Linked DNA regions of Homo sapiens: region 2 is linked to region 1. Evidence: read pairs that join two places in POLR2A ChIA-PET (ENCODE). Cell type or tissue: PC-9. All regions are shown on one strand.

Region 1 (8,000 bases):
ATAACAGTAAAATTACTGATGCCAGCTGGTGGGAAGGACCTCACAGGAGCTGACTCACCAGCAAATGCATTTTCCACCTCCTGATTTCATCCCCCTTACCCCAACAAGTCAGTGACCCCAGCTTCTCCAGCCCCTCACCCTCCATAATCTCCTTAAGAACCCCAGCCCAGAACTCCAGGGGAGGTGGATTTGAGGGTCTCCTCCCATCTCCTTGCTTGGCACCTGCAATCATTAAGCTTTCTCTGCTGCAAACCCTGCTGTCTCCGTGTATCGGTTGGTTACTGTGCAGAGGGCACACCAACCTGGTGGCCTTGTAACAAGAACAGCAGGGACAACAGAGCAAGATCCCATCTCTTTAAAAAAAATAGCTGGGTGTGGGGGGATGTGCCTGTGGTCCCAGCTACTCAGGAAGCTGAGGCAGGAGGATTGCTTCAGCCCAGGAGTTCGAGGTTACGGTGAACTGTGATGGTGCCACTGCATTCCAGCGTGGGGGACAGAGCAAGACCTTGTCTCTAAAACAAACAAACAACAAACAAACAAACAAACAAAAAAACTAAATAAAACCCTCTCCAAAACAACACAAAACAGCAAATTGCAGGATCTGTTGCCAATAATAAAATTCAGGCTTAGGTAAAAATCAGCATTTTGGAAAACTTGTATTCATCACTGTGAGTCTATCAGCTTCCAAATATTTAAAGGCTTTTATCGTGAGATCGGGGTGATAGTAATGTGATTTTGGGATAATATTTAATAAAACGTGTCAAGATTTGAAAAATCTGCATAACTCAGTAAACCAATATTTTTCAAATTATTAATACCAAAACATGGTCTTCCAAAATTATGCACAGGTAAATTTCCACTCAAAGTGAAAAACAGGGCCAGGTACAGCGGCTCATGCCTGTAATCCCAACACATTAGGAGGCTAAGGTGGGAGGATCACTTGAGGCCAGGAGTTTGAGGCCACAGTGAGCTATGATGGTACCACTGCACTCCAGCCTGGGCAACAGAGCAAGACCCTTTCTCAAAACATAACAAAAACAAAAAACAAAGTAAAAACAGACCAACAGATGATAATGTAACACAACAGATGATAATGTAACAATACAAAAAGTCCATTGGCACGGTTTCAGATTCTGTTATCGCAACAACCTGTAAGAAACTCTACCATTCATCCAGTCCGGGTGTACCATCAGAGAAGAGTGTCCATGATTACCTGAAAAGGCGGCTCAGCCCTGTGAGGCCAGATCTCTTCACTGATTTCAACCAAAACACACTGCGACAGATGCAACGCAGATGCAGACAAACATTCAAGAGACTGCAAAACTGCAAAGCCACGTCCCTCTTCTCACTGGATTTTTTTGTTTTGAAAGTATTTTTCATAAAATGTTAACGTGTTATTTCTATTAACATGTCATTAGTTTATGGGTTTTTGTTTGTTTGTTTGTTTTTTGAGGTGGAGTCTTGCACTGTCCTCCAGGCTGGAGTGCACTGGCGCGATCTCGGCTCACTGCAACTTCCACCTCCTGGGTTCAAGCGATTCTCCTGCCTCAGCCTCCCGAGTAGCTAAGATTACAGGCACCTGCCACCATGCCCGGCTAATTTTTGTATTTTTAGTAGAGACATGGTTTCCATGTTGGCCAGGATGGTCTCAAACTCCTGGCCTCAGGTGATCCTCCTCCTTCAGCCTCCCAAAGTGCTGGGATTACAGGCGTGAGCCACTGCGCCTGGCCTTTTCTTCTTTTTTTGAGATAAAGTCTTGCTCCGTCGCCTGGGCTGGAGTGTAGTGGCGTGATCTTGGCTCACTGCAGCCTCTGCTTCCCAGGTTCAAGCAATTCTCCCGCCTCAGCCTCCTGTGTAGCTGAGATTACAGGCATGCGCCACCACGCCCAGCTAATTTTTGTATTTTTAGTAGAGACGGGGTTTCACCATGTTGGCCAGGCTGGTCTCAAACTCCTGGCCTCAGGTGATCCTCCTGCCTTGACCTCCCAATGTGCTGGGATTACAGGTGTGAACCACTGTGCCTGGCCCGTTGTTATTTTCAATAAGACTTCATGAATATTTTCATATTTTTTTATGAAGGTGGTGTAAACATGTGGTGTAAATATTCCCACTTGAGCCCACAGAGCACAGAGTGGGGAAGAGATGGACAGTATCATACGGCATTTCCACTAGACAGACACACACAGACTGCACCCAGATAACAGCGTGGATCACAGTAAGCTAGAAATAATTAGGAAGCAATACATTTTGAGTATTTATTTCCTTTGCTTTTTATAGTATTTCTGTGTTTTACATAATTTAATTACTTTAATTTGATTTGAATAATGGTTGTGTCCAACAACCAGCTGATGAGATTACTGGAGATGCTACCGTAGGTTCTGGTGAGCACGTGCAAGCCTGCTCCAGCACACACTACAGACAGCACCCCAAAACCAAAGCTCCTTGGGCTTCTCAACAGCTGCTAAGAGTGTTGGGGCCAGATGCAGTGGCTCACGTCTGTAACCCCAGCACTTTGGGAGGCCAAGGAGGGTGGATCATCTGATGTCAGGAGTTCGAGACCAGCCTGGCCAACGTGGTGAAATTCCGTCTCTACTAAAAATACAAAAATTAGCCAGGCGTGGTGGCGCATGCCTGTAATCTCAGCTACTCAGGAGGCTGAGGCAGGAAAATCGATTGAACCCGGGAAGCAGAGGTTGCAGTGAGCCGAGATCGCACCACTGCACTCCAGCCTGGGTGAGACTCTGTCTCAAAAAAAAAAAAAAAAGTGTGAAGGGATACTAAGGCCAAAACATTTGCACCCCACTAATAGTGATTAAAATACTCGCACCAGAACAACACAGCATTCTGGAAAATACAAAAAACGAGATACACACTCAACGCTCCTCAGAAGGAGTCCCAAGGGGGAAGAGATACTGATGTGGGTAAAGGCAATGAATCGATCGATCACTCACTCCACCCTCCAATCGAGAGAGGAGCGACTCCCACAGCCCTCCAGGCCTGAGGCCTGAAGAGGAGATTTTTCAAAATGGGGGTCTCTGGGTCAGAGGTCAGCTTGAAGCCTGCCCTTAAACTCTCCCTCTCTGACTCAGTTTCCTCATCTGTAAAGCGGGGTGCAAAGAGTGTGCCCCAGCCCTGGGGTCCTGAGAAGCTGGACCTGGCAGGCGGACTTGAGGCCCTTCCTGTGGTCCAGCTCCGGGACTCCCCAGCCCTCGGGGCTCTTTCTGCAGCCCCTACCTACCGGGACATAACCGTTCAGCCCCGCATCCCACTGTGGATCCGCAACCCCGCCCCTGCCTGGACCTTCTCCCCTTGCCAGCATCACTGGGCCCCACAGGCCCCCACACCCACCTCTCGAAGGAGGTGGAAGCTTTCAGACCTGCACCTGGGAAGCTTTGTCCTGAAATCACAGGGCAGGGGGCTGAAAGTGGAATCGAGCAGCGGGAGGAAGGACAAGAGGTAGGTGCTGCCTGGATGCCCCCCAGACACTGGCTCCTTTGGGATCCAAGTCTTGGGGAGGAGTTGGGGTCAGCTGAGAGGGATGTGAGGTAGGGGCTGGGGCGGGGGGCCTGTCTGAGTCCTTAACTCAGCACTGATGAGCTCCTGACCAATGACCAGAGATGGCGGGGAGTGGGGAGGCAGGTTACTGTTGCTGTGCCTGCCCCCACCCCCATAGCTGTACCCAGGCTACTGGGGAGGCAGCACAGGAGGGGGTAGTGGGGGGAGCGCACAAAGGGGTTGCCTGGGGGTGGGGGGGGGACTTGGCCTGCTATGCTTGAACTTTGAGTTGGCAAGAGCCGACTACGGGCAGCAGGTGCAGCAGTTCCGAGGCAGAAAGGGCCTGGCTGGCCCCAGCCCAGGGCTGGCTTGAGGGTCCCAGTCCAGCTTCTACGGACAGCTTCAGATTAATCCCCCAAGGATGAATATGGTGGAGCCCACAGGAAGAAGGATGAGCGGCCCCCAAGTCTCCAGAGCCCCATGTCACCACCTCCACCAGAGCCAGCAGCGCCTCCTCAAAGCTGGCCCCCGGGTCTGTGGATGCCAGGGTCAGGCACGGGGATCCCTGCATTGAGCTCCGGGCAAGAAGAGCCAGTGAGGTGGTGGGGTGGTAGATCTGGAGAGCCCCGGGCCCCTGCCTGCTCCCCTTCCGCCCTCACCGGCCTCACATCCCCAGGGGAGACCCTGCACCCCACTGCCATGGGAGGCGCCTCTGTCAACAACAAGTGGAAAACCCCCCCGACCAACGGCCGAGGCCCGGGCCTCAGAGTGTGGACCAGCTCCGCACAGGCGCCCCTTCGATCCCCTCTGGACAATTATTGTCTCTTCACAATCAGTGGGAAACTCAAGGACCAGCAAATAGGACCTCCAGGGCCAACCAGGAATGGCACGGCTGAGCCAGGGGTGCTGAGGGAAGGGGCTGGCAGGGGATAGATGGATTTACGGATGGATAGACAGACAGCAGCACAGCCCAAGGCCTCCACTGTGGATTGAAGCTCGACCGTGCAGACCAGGCCGGCAGCCTGGGAGGGGACAGATGACCGCAGGTGGGAAGGGTCAGGGCAGGCTCTCCTGGGACGGGCCCCACGCAGGGAAGGGCAAGGAGCTGGGCAGACAGATGGGGGAGCCTCAGACGCCACATCCTTGGCCAGGTGTCACATGCCCCAGCCAGAGGATGAGCCGTGCCAACCGCAGAGAGAGGCGTCGGGCACAGACCCCGAGGATGGGGAGGTGAGCAGGTCCTCTCTCGGGTAGGGGAGTGGTAGGAAGAATCAAGGGCTACTTGGCTGCAACCCCAATAAGCCAGGTTTTGCGCCAGCATTTCCCCACCCAGTGTGGGCTGAGGTGGGCAGAGACCTGGGCATAACTGGGCACTGGGAGATCAGCAGCCAGGGAGAGGGGGACAGCCAAGTCGAGGCCATGTGCAAAGGAGAGGCCGTCATAAGCGCACAGGTCAGGTGTCTGCGGAGCACACGGCTCACTCCCACTCGCACAGACAGGACCTGCGGAGGCAGGCGGGCAGGCTCAGGAGTCCAGGACGGCACCCCTGGAACTTGGGGAGCCTTTGCCTGACTGAAGATCCTGAGCCCTGAGGAGCAGCCTCGTGGGGAGCCCTTATTGTCCATCGGGCATCAAATGCCAGGTTCAGAACTCCTGAAGGAGGCGGGTCAGAGGAGAACAGGAGTGGATGACCCACACCATTCAGCCGTCCGAGGGAGGCAGTGGGTGGGGCCCAATGCCAGCCATGGCCCCGGGGCCCCTCCTTCTAGCACGTGGTGGAGCAGAACGACCAGAGCCCTGCCCCCTCCACTGAGACCCCCAGAGCTCGCTGCAGGAGCCCCCATGCCTGACCCTGGCATCCAGACCCGGGAGCCAGCTTTGATAACTAAAACACCCCCACTCCTGTCTCTCTCGGTCTAACTGAAGGCGCCCAGAGGAATGCTGGACGCTGTCACTGTCGGCAGCTGCTCATCGGTGTGAATCAGTTCAGTGCAGTTTCCAAAAAACAAAATTCAGAAACCAACTAGCTATGGGGCTGAAGACAGAGCAACGTGGGCTCTGCCCGGAATTCTCGGGGGCACCTGCCGTGATGGGTGTCTGCCTCGCACCGGTCACACGTCTTCACTGCGCTGACTCCACAGCTCCTGCAGGTTCCTGAGTGCCTGCGTGTTCGCGTTTGGGGGCAGGACACAGGGATGCCCTGGGCTCAGCCTCTTCTCACCAGAGTCTAAATGCCTGCAAAGCCCTGAGCTGGGGGTCCGAGGCAGGCCCCGGAGGGCACCCCACACATGTGCCATCCTGAGTCCTCTCATAACCCGGGAGGCAGGGGCCTCTATTCCCCCACTTGACAGGTGAGGAAGCTGAGGCCAGGGAAGACCAGGAGCTGCTCAAGGTCACACCTCAGCGCAGAGGCTGTAGCCCCTGCCCGTCCCCTCCTCCCAGGGCTGCCTGGCTCCCAGCCCTGACTCTGCCTTAGGGGAGGCTGTGTGGGGAAGGTGGCGTGGCAGTGCCTCAGGAGGTGGCTCCCAGGTGCCCTCCAGCCAGCACACAGCCCCTCACCGGCTGGCCACACTCAGCACAGCCCAGGCTATGCAGTGCTCGCAGGACAGGGCCGGACTCTCCACAGCCCATCCAGATGCCCACATCCAGAGTGGACGCCATTCCAGCTTGGGCCTCCCTCGTGGGTCCTCTCCGGCCTTGCCTAGTACCCACAGGTCCTGGGCTCACTCTCCTGGGAACCCCACCCTGTGTGATTCCAGACTCACCAGGCCCCCTCCCTCCGGCCTCACAGAGGAGGCTGGGAAGCTGGGCAGGGCCCACCCTTAGTGCCCCCCAACCCAACAATCCCAGCCTCCACTTGTCAGAAAAGGCCATGCCTCTCACATGGACAGAGCCCTCCCTCACTCTTACCAGTGCAAAGTCTCTTCCTCCAGGAAGTCCTCCCAGATCTCCTTTTTGGGGGACCCTTGGTTTCCAGCCCCTAGTTATCAGCCGGTTCACCCCAGATGACAGCTGCACACCAGGACCCCTCATTTCCTATCAGCGAGGTCATGGTGCCCAGCACCCCTCCCCAATCCCAGCGACAGGTAGAGACTGGGACACAGGTATGGGCAAACTGACCTGGGATTCACCTTGTGCCTGCCTTGGACCAGGCATGGCCTCTCTGGCCATCAGTTTCTCAACTCTGCCACAGGCCCATGCCCCTCTCTCCACAGACCCCTCCCCATTTCTCTTTCCTGTCCTAGCTCCCTCAAGGTCCTAAGAGCAGCCCAGAGCCCCAGAGCCCCAGGGCCCCCCCAGGCTGGCTCTGCTGTCAGACCCACAGTTCTGCCAGGAATTCATTCCTGCTGGTCCCCGGCCAACACAGGGACACAGGCAGAGCCCCGGACCACCTGCCCGAGCCCCAAAATCACCCAACATCACTTCCCAGGCCAGCCCATGCCCACACCAACCCTCTGCACTCTGCACCCCTGTCCTAACCTCACCTGCTAAACCCTGGCCCAGGCACTGTTTCCCACGGAGGCTCCAGGAGGCCTTCATCCACCAGCACTTCCTGCCTCTGGCTGCCGGGCCCCGCCCTCCCCATCTTGGCTCTGGGGCCTCTGCCTGACTGTGCCCACCCAGGGCTCACTTCCCCTCCCTGGGCCCAGTGCCGCCCGCTGCCCACCCTCCCCAGCTCACACTCTGCAGGTACCTCCAGGTCCTGGGTCTGCCACAGACGGGTGGAGTGCGGCTCCCAGGGCCTCCAGCCAGGCAGACGAACCCGTTCTCCTGGTTTGTGGCTGGCACTGCGAGGGGCTTCCCGAGGGCCGCACCCTACAGTCCCTGTACTCGGGGCCAGCTTGTGGGTGGCCCTTCCTCAATCCCCAAACCCATGTATAGCTAAAGAGAAGGGAGGGGACACTGCCACACCCCTGAAGCCAGAACTGCCATGCTGGGCAGGAGCCACTCCCCTCAAGCAGCACCAGCGCCCACTTTGCCCACCCAGGGACCCCGACCTGCTGCGTCCAGCTCCTGGGCCCACCCTGCCCTCCTCGGGGTCCTGAGCGACCGCTGGGTGCCAGGCAGCAACCCAGGCACAGCAGTCCCCTGTTCCGGTGGTGCTCACACCCCACCAGAGGGGGCACAGGGGGCAGCACCTGCTGGTGCGTCAGATCACCTGCGGGGCTGCCCACCGCACTGGGTGTTGGTGGGGGGATGGGGATACGAACCGTGGGGCTGCACCCCGAGCTCCCTCTCCTCCCCGGCCTCTGAGCTCCCCACAGCACCGGAACTGGGTTTAGCGGAGGAGCGCAGGCCCTCCAGAGGAAGGATGTCGGACAACACACCTGCTGCTGCTGGGCGGAAGTGGGTGAGTGTGATGGGCGAGGCTGAGAACCCTGCTCCGGCGCAGGCTTCATCTGGGAGCTTGTTGGAAATGCAGAACTGGACCTCGTCCCAGGCCCATCCACCCAGACCTGCACTGTGACCAGACCCCAGACGATGTGTGCACTGGGCAGGAGCAA
Region 2 (8,000 bases), 120 kb before region 1:
CTGGTATTTGTTAACCAGCCGCCCTTGGGGGTCCTTCCATCAGCCTTGGGAGGCAGCAGTGCTGTCCCACACCTCAGACAAGGAGACTGAGGTCCAGGGAGGAGGCCTTACCCAGCTCACTGCCCCACCAGGTCCCTCTCCTGCCCCCTACACTGACAGGGTGGGCTGCTGGGTGGGCAAGAAGATGGTTGCAAAGGGTGTGAGAGCCGTGCAGGCCAGACTTGGAAGCAAGGAAGGTGCCAGCCCTGGGGACTCATGGCCAGCGTGTGGGGGCGAGCAATGGGTAGTGTGACGGTGGAGGCACGGCGCCAGGCATGGTAGTGGGTGCCTGCAGGGTCCTCCTGAGCCATCCTTTACCCAGGCACCCATGATAAATGACAGGCCCAGGAAGGGTGCCAGTCTCGGGCCAAAAGAGAGGGGGTAGCAGCTGGCCTGGGTGGCTGCACAAGACTACCCCTATGCCCTGGAGACCTCCTGCCCCCATGGCCAGAAGGGAGGTGCCTCCCTGTCACGAAAGTCCTGCTGGGGGTGGCCAGGTAGGCTGTGGCTGCCGCTCCGACAGCCCCGCCTGCCTGAGGCCATGAATGGCCGGGAGCCTTTTGTGGGTGAGCAGCTGGCTGCCGGCCCTTTCTGTGGGGCTGTGGGAAAGTCCTCGGGCCAGCCTCTCACAGCCTCTCAAAGCCCGGATTATCTCTGGGTCTGCAGGACACCCTCTCAAGGACGCCCCCAGCATGCTTGGGGGCAGGGACGCCTCTGCAGAGGCCCTGTCTGCTGAGCTGTGGCCCCAGAAGTCGCTTGGCCAGGAAGGGTCTCCTGAGTGGAAAGACCCCTCGGACACCCCACTCCATGCCCCCTACCGCATCCAACCGCCCAGACTCAGAAATGCCCGCCACGCCAGGCAGGCTGTCCTGGAGCCCCGGCTCACTGTTGTCCTGGCCTCTAGCCCTCTGGGGAAGGGCGTGCTCAGCAGAGGAGCTTGCTGGGGGTTGCTAGTAACCCCCCCTCGACCCCAGGCCACGTGGCTGCGCCCACAGCTGGGCAGACCCAAGCCAGATCCAGGGCTGAGATCACACTTGGAGGTGCTCAGGGCTGAGGGCCTCGAGGCAAGTGCTCACTTACTCAGCACCTACTGCATACAGGCCAGGCAGAAGCTGCTCAGAGTCCTGAGAGTGGGGCAGGACCACAGCTGCCGCACCCACACCGAGCAGGGGTGGGCCCAGCTCTAAGCAGAGCTGCCTGCGGCCAGCTGGCCTTTCCCTGACCCCCAGCCAGTTTCCAGGAAGCCTGGAACACGGGCAGGGGTCGCCCACCCAGGAAACCGAATGAAGGCGAGAAGAAGCAGAGCCGGGCAGTGCCTGGGGCAGGGGTCTGCGTGCCGAGGCCACTGCACATGCCTGGCGCTCATCCACTCTCCGTCCTCAGCACAGGCCTTGGGTGGGAGCGTTATCAGCTGCATTGCACAGATGAGGAAGCTGAGCCCCAGAGGGCCCACCTACTGAGGGGTACTCCCCAGATTTGAACCCCGTGCCCACAGCCCTCCCCACTGGGCCGTGTGCACACAGCCTGCATCAGGGGTAGGGCAGGGAGGCAGGCGCCTGCCTTGGTCCCCTCCTGGCACCTAGTGCCATGCCAGGGCCAGAGCGTGCAGGGGACAGCCAGGAGGCTGCGGGAACTGGAAGGCACTGGACAGGCCAGATGTGTGCGGTTTCCAGCGCGGTTGCTCAGGGAGCCTCGGCTGCTTCCCAGGCCTCAAAGGCAGCCTGGAGGGGGCCCTGCCGCCCGCTGGGACGACTGCTCCCCAGATGGCCTCTGAGGCCGGAGCTCAGCACACAAAGCCCAGGCAGCCCGTGGCGAATGAGTTTGTTGCCGCGCACGCGCCTTTTGTGCAGGATGAATGTCCGCAGAGGGGGGTGGATGTGGGAACCCACCCGGAGCGGGCTCCAGCCCAAATGCCCCTCCAGGCAGGGGAGGTAGGCGGGTGCCTGGGGCAGCACACAGCCTCGGTGCCAGCCCCGAGCCCTGACACAGGCAAGCAGTGCCGGGCTCCCCCTCCCCCACCTCACGCAGGAGCCACAGGCGAGGGAGGGCTGAGGGTGGCTGCCACTCTGCTGAGGGTGGCTCCAGGGCGGGGGAGCTGCCTGATGGGGCTGGAGCCCAGTGGGCTGAGGGCTACTGAGCAGGAGGCTGAACACATTCCCAGGGGCTCCAGGGGCTGGGCCGGGGTACTGGGGGGAAGCAGGACCTTCTGGAACCTGCCCTGGGCACCTTCAAGTCCAGAGGGTGGCTGCCCTCCAGAAGCCAGAGTCTCCCCTGGTTGAAGCCAGGATGCATCTCAGTCCTGGGGGTGGGGACAAGAGGCTGAAGGTCTCTGCCAGACCTAGGGGGCAACTAGAGGAGGAAGCGCAGACTCCCAGAGCCCCCTCCCGTTCCTCCTCCCTCACCACGGGACCAGCAGAACTCTCGGCCCGGGGGCTCACTTAATGAAAAAGGGTGGTTCCTGCCCGGCTGGGCTGGCAGCCTGACCTCTCCTCTGCCTAAGCTCGCCAGGCCTCTTCCTCCCTTCCCTCCATCTGTGACAGGGGTGCCATATCCACTGTGCTGCAGCAGGTCCCCGGAGACCCCCATCCATGGCTGTGGGGGTGCCCCAGGCATGGGTCCTCCCTGCTGGTCACTGCCGAGGGTCCCCACGCTGGGCTGGAAGCCCCTACCTGAGACAGCTGGCCCATCGTAATGGGGGTGGTGGTGGGGATGGGAGCCCCACTCGGTACCACACCCCAAATAGAGTGCTGATAAAGGCCAGCATCCCCTGTAAGAGTTGGGGCGGCACATCAAGGGAAGGGCTGGGATCCAAGGCTCAGAGAGAAGTGATCACTGGGGCCTGGGGCTTGAGCCCCACATCTGTGATCTCCCTGGTCCCCCTACACGTGGATGACAGAGGCTCATAGACAGAGGGTCCCCCACACCCTGGCCAGATAGTGCTCGCAGAGCTAGGGCACCAGATGGGGGGTGCTGGCACAGGGCCAGTGCAACAAGGCCAGGGCCACAGGAAGGGCCAAACACCTGCAGGCCAGTGGGACAAGAGAATGGACTTCCAGACCCAGAGTCCCAGAGCTGCCGGACCCCACCCAGGGCTTCCCAGGTAACTGACAACAAGCAGCACCCCCCCGCCTCCCAGCAGTATGGCCCAGACCCCAGCCCCTCACAGGGCCTAATCTGCTTCAGGAGCAAGCGAGCTGCCATCCCGCAAAGCCCTCAGCACTGCTCCAGGCTGCTGCTCCCCCTGGACTCTGCCCCCTGTGGAAGACACGTTGACCCCACCCTGTGTCTGTTTGTGGAGCCCCAAAGATCAGCTAGGCCACCCCCTCAATAATCAGTTGGGGAAAAAGGCCAAAAGTCAGCCCAGGACCCCAGCGAGTCATGTGGAGCTGCCAGTCTAGCCGGGAGGGAAGCTGGGACGCTTTTCAGTGCAAAGTAGGTCTTTCCCAGCGGTGGAAGAGCAGACCCGTGCGCGTGCTCTGCGGCAGGGACCTGAGGAAGTGCCTGTGGCCAGCGTGAGGGTTACATGAGCAAAGCAGGAGCCTGACCCGGGTGGGTGAGGCTGCCCACCTGCCCTAGCCCAGGGTTCTCTCTGGCCTCGGCCTCCACCTGGCAGCTGGGCCCTGGGTTTCCATGGGCCTCAGTTTGCCACCCTGTCCAATGGGCACGATGACGAAGCCTCAGGACGGTGTGGCCACACTCAAGTGCACACTCACTCAGTCCCCTCCTGAGGCTCCCACATCAGCCCCAGAAGTGAGAGGAATGGGGCACCCCCCGGGGGCGGTGAGGACAGCGATCGATCGTGGGAGGCTCTGCCTGGGGCAGGTAGTCCTTCACTGCGGGTGGGACCAGTGCTTATGAAGAGGGCCCAGCAGTAACCACTGCAGGCCACGTGGCCAGGCTTCTGTCCTACCACGCCACTGGCGTCACGCCAGGAGGTGGCCTTCCTGGATAGCATCGGGTGTGGCGCCCTGCTGTGTCTCCGTACAATGTTATTTATGGACGCTGAAACTTGAATTTCATCTTTTTCACAAGTAGTGAAACATCTTTCTTCTCTATTTATTTGTTTCAGCTGGTGCTGAGACCGGCCGACCTGTAATCCCAGCTACTCAGGAGGCCAAGGCAGGAGGATCGCTTGAGCCCTGGAGTTCAAGACCAGCCTGGGCAACACAGAGAGACCCTGTCTCAAAAAAAAAAAAAAAAAAAAAGTAAAAAACACTCTTGGGTGGGGGTGGGGAGTGGTACAAAATCAGTGAGAGGCCCAGACGCTCACCCCTTTTCTAAAAGTTTTACAAATATTAACGCTTCTGATCCTCCCGAAACCTAGTGAGGGGGCCCTATCACTGTCCCCATTTAACAGATGAGGAAACTGAGGCACGGGTAGGGTTAAGTGCCCTGCCCGAGGTCCCACAGCTGGGGACCCTGGGATTCCTCCCTGCTCCCGCCTCCCCAGCCTCTAAGAACCAGGGATTGTGGGGCTGGGGACGAGCCTCCTGAGCATTCCCTTAGCCCCTAACTTGAGAGCCCTCCCGGCCCAGGCGAGCTGGGACGCAGCCCTCCCCACCCCTCCCCAGCTCTCCGATGCGCGGGTTTCCAAGCCCCTCCCTCCGCCCGGCTGTGGGTTCGCGCTCGCCGGCGGTTCCCACACTGCGCGGGCGGGCGGCGAGGGAAGCGTGCCTGGGCCCCCCCGCGGCATTAGTGCCGGGGTCTGAGTCTGAATGAATGAGGGCGGCGGCGGGGGGCGCGGGGGGGCAACTCCCAAAAGACCATCTGGCTCCGCGTTATAATAGAGCAATAAAGGGCTTGTCTGCCTTTCAGAGGTTGGGAACGAGCTGCTCTCTGACACCGCGGGGTTTTTAACCAGCTTGGGACGGCGACCCGGCCCTGCCCCGGGGCGCACGGGGGGTGGGGGGACACCGGCGGGGCGGGGCGTGCGGCCACGTGGGCCCGGACGGCCCCTAATCCCCGCGCCCGTGAGACTGCGGGCCGCGGGCTTTCCCACCACCCACCCCTGCGCACCGGGGGAACCAACCCCACAGGTGTCCCCATGGTCCCCATAGCAGCCTGGTTTTACACTAGGGAAACTGAGGCCCGGAAAGCTGGGCAGGGGGAGCCTGAGGTTGCGCCCATGCCCTCTGGGGTGTGGACTCCAGTCCCTTGGTGAAGGTGGGGCCTGGAATGGTGCACAAAGCTGGGGCCTCAAGCCTGGCCTGGGACTTGGGAAGGCTGCAGTCTGTGGGGGGTGCCCTCAGGGCTACAGGAGCCCCCTCGGCTTCAGGAACCCCCACCCCATCTCCACAGATGCCCAGGTGCCCTAGGAGCAGCTGGCGTGCCCTGCGCAGGGGTGTGGGCTACTGTCTCAGCAGGGGCCCCAGTGGCCTCTCGGGTGCCAGCCTCACCCCAGCAGCCCTGGAGAACCCAGGCCCAAGCCAGGGCACCAAAGGGCATCAGCTCGGTGGGCCTGGTGCACCCCCAATTCTCCAGCAAGGGCCCTTCCCCCTGAGGTTCTTGGGTCAGGGCTGCGGCGGGGAGCCCAGCCACAGGTCCTGGTGGAGGGATGGAGCCTTACCTTAGTCAGATGAGAAATGGTACTTCCACCGCCCAGCTCAGCCCACCTATAGTGCTCTCACGCAAGGCCTTAGGCCTGCCTTCCCTGTTCAGACCCTACGGGTCCCCGTGTGGCCAGGTTGGTTGCGATCGGGAGATGGGTAGAGGGCCCTGCCCCCTGACTTGGTGCCCCTGGCCAGGTGCAGTGTGCAGTGCAGGGACTGGGACACCTGTTTGGGCCCACAAGCCGTATTCCAGGTGAGGATCAGACAGCAGGTGGCCAGCCCCAGCACAGAGTCTCCTGGGCTGGGGCTAACTGGGTATGGAGGGGGTGGGCGCTACTCTGCAGTGCCCCAGCTCTTTCCCCGCCATCCTCAGGGTTTGTCTCACTTCCAGCCACCTGGAGCCAGGCCTCCCAAGACCAAGATGAGCTTGGCAGGGAAAGCCCATTTTACAGACCCGTAAGCTGAGGCTCAGAGAGGAGTGGGGTGTGTCCAACAGTCTCTAAGTGAAAAAGACAAGGGCAGAGCCCAGCCTTGGCCTGGACCTTCTGCTTTCACCAAGCCACTCAGTGCCTGCCCCGGGGCCTCTGGGAAGGAAACACGCTCCTGGGGGACCCCTGCAGGTTCAAGCCTGCACTGCACACTGCACCTGGCCAGGGGCACCAAGTCAGGGGGCAGGGCCCTCTACCCATCTCCCGATCGCAACCAACCTGGCCACACGGGGACCCGTGGGGTCTGAACAGGGAAGGCAGGCCTAAGGCCTTGCGTGAGAGCACTATAGGTGGGCTGAGCTGGGCGGTGGAGGTACCATTTCTCATCTGACTAAGGTAAGGCTCCATCCCTCCACCGGATGGACTCTGCACCCCAGCTCTGCACCTCAGCGCAACACTGAAATGCCGCAGGAGATGGGCCTTCTGTCTCCACAGTCACGGGAAGAGCAGGTGTCTGTGTTCCCAGCCTGGGGAGTTGCTGCAGAGTAGGAGCTGAGAGGCTGACCCCCGTGAGGGCCCCAGAAGCACACCTGGGCAGGCCAGTCCCCTCACCTTGTGAAGCCTCAGTTTCCTCATCTGTACAATGGACTTGATCATCATAATCCAAAATCACAGAGTTGCCGTGCAGATGCGAAGCCCTTCTGGGCTGTGCACACAGGGGATGCTCATTTGGAGGTCAGGCTGTAGAGGCTGCGAGCCCTGTCCCACTGCAGCCCGGCTTCTCAGCTGGGTATCTCACTGGCTGTGACACCCCTGGGTGCTGCCAAAAGGTGTTACTCAAGGCAGACTCTCTAACCCACTTGGGATGCTCAGGCCCCCAGGTAGAATTCAGGCCCAAGGGGTGATTGGGGAGGGGGGTCTGATGTCCTGACCTCAGCAAATCGGAGTACTTCAAGCCCAGGGGAGGCTCCACATACTGGGGGGCTCAGCACACAGAGGATGATCTGCACACAGGAAGGGCTCTGCACGTAAGAGGTATCCACACACAGGCATGCTCTCTACACAGTGGGGGCTCTGCACACAGGAGGGGCTCTGCACACAGGAGCGGCTCTGCACACAGGAGGGGTTCTGCACACAAAGGGGACTGCACACAGGAGGGGCTCTGCACACAGGAGGGGCTCTGCACACGGAGGGGACTCTGCACACAGGAGCAGCTCTGCACACAGGAGGGGCTCTGCACACAGAGGGGACTCTGCACACAGGAGGGACTCTAGGGACTCTGCACACAGGAGGGGCTCTAGGGACTCTGCACACAGGAGGGGCTCTGCACACAGGAGGGACTCTGCACACTGAGGGGACTCTGCACACAGGAGGGGCTCTAGGGACTCTGCACACAGGAGGGGCTCTGCACACAGAGGGGACTCTGCACACTGAGGGGACTCTGCACACAGGAGGGACTCTGTACACAGGAGGGACTCTGCACACAGGAGGGACTCTGCACACAGAGGGGACTCTGCACACAGGAGGGGCTCTGCACACAGAGGGGACTCTGCACACAGGAGGGCTCAGGAACTGCTATTTACTTTAGCACAGTGTGAACAGGGAGGCCTATCCAGCCTCCACCCTGGACGATGAGAGAGTTCTCAGCCCACCCTCTGACCGAGGTCACTCCACGTCAGGCGTGCAGAGACAGGCCCAGCAGCTCCCAAGGACGTCAGACCCCCCTTCCCCAATCACCCCTTGGGCCTGAATTCTACCCTGGGGCTTGAGCATCCCAAGCGGGTTACAGAGTCTGCCTCATAACACCTGTTGGCATCACGTGGGAGTGTCACAGCCGGTGGAGACCCAACTGAGAAGCCGGGCTGTGGTGGGACAGGGCTAGCAGTGTCTGCAGCCTGACCTCCACCCCAGGAGAAGGCTCTGGCCCCTGCCCACCTTTCCTCGGGCCTCGGCTTCCCGACTGGACTCTGCATGCCCTGACCCC

What was found. Peaks named below come from ENCODE experiments on the same cell type or tissue, not always from the same donor. Only the 100,000 strongest peaks of a DNase experiment are listed, where the experiment ranks them.
Region 2: POLR2A ChIA-PET joins it to region 1 with 10 read pairs; 19 of 35 experiments call an interaction of 5 or more read pairs at or near these places.

Annotation. Positions count from the first base shown.
Region 1 is chr1:2,415,719-2,423,718 of GRCh38, reverse strand. It overlaps a transcript of PLCH2 not described here. Among named protein-coding and RNA genes, the nearest start is that of PEX10, 7.2 kb to the right of the region's middle. In PC-9, no CTCF peak of the experiment used is centred here; a DNase peak (open chromatin) is centred at 7,268; H3K27me3 peaks cover 2,581 bases.
Region 2 is chr1:2,537,714-2,545,713 of GRCh38, reverse strand. No RefSeq gene overlaps it. Among named protein-coding and RNA genes, the nearest start is that of HES5, 11 kb to the right of the region's middle. RefSeq lists enhancers at 129-999, 1,871-2,741. In PC-9, a CTCF peak has its summit at 6,214; a DNase peak (open chromatin) is centred at 3,973.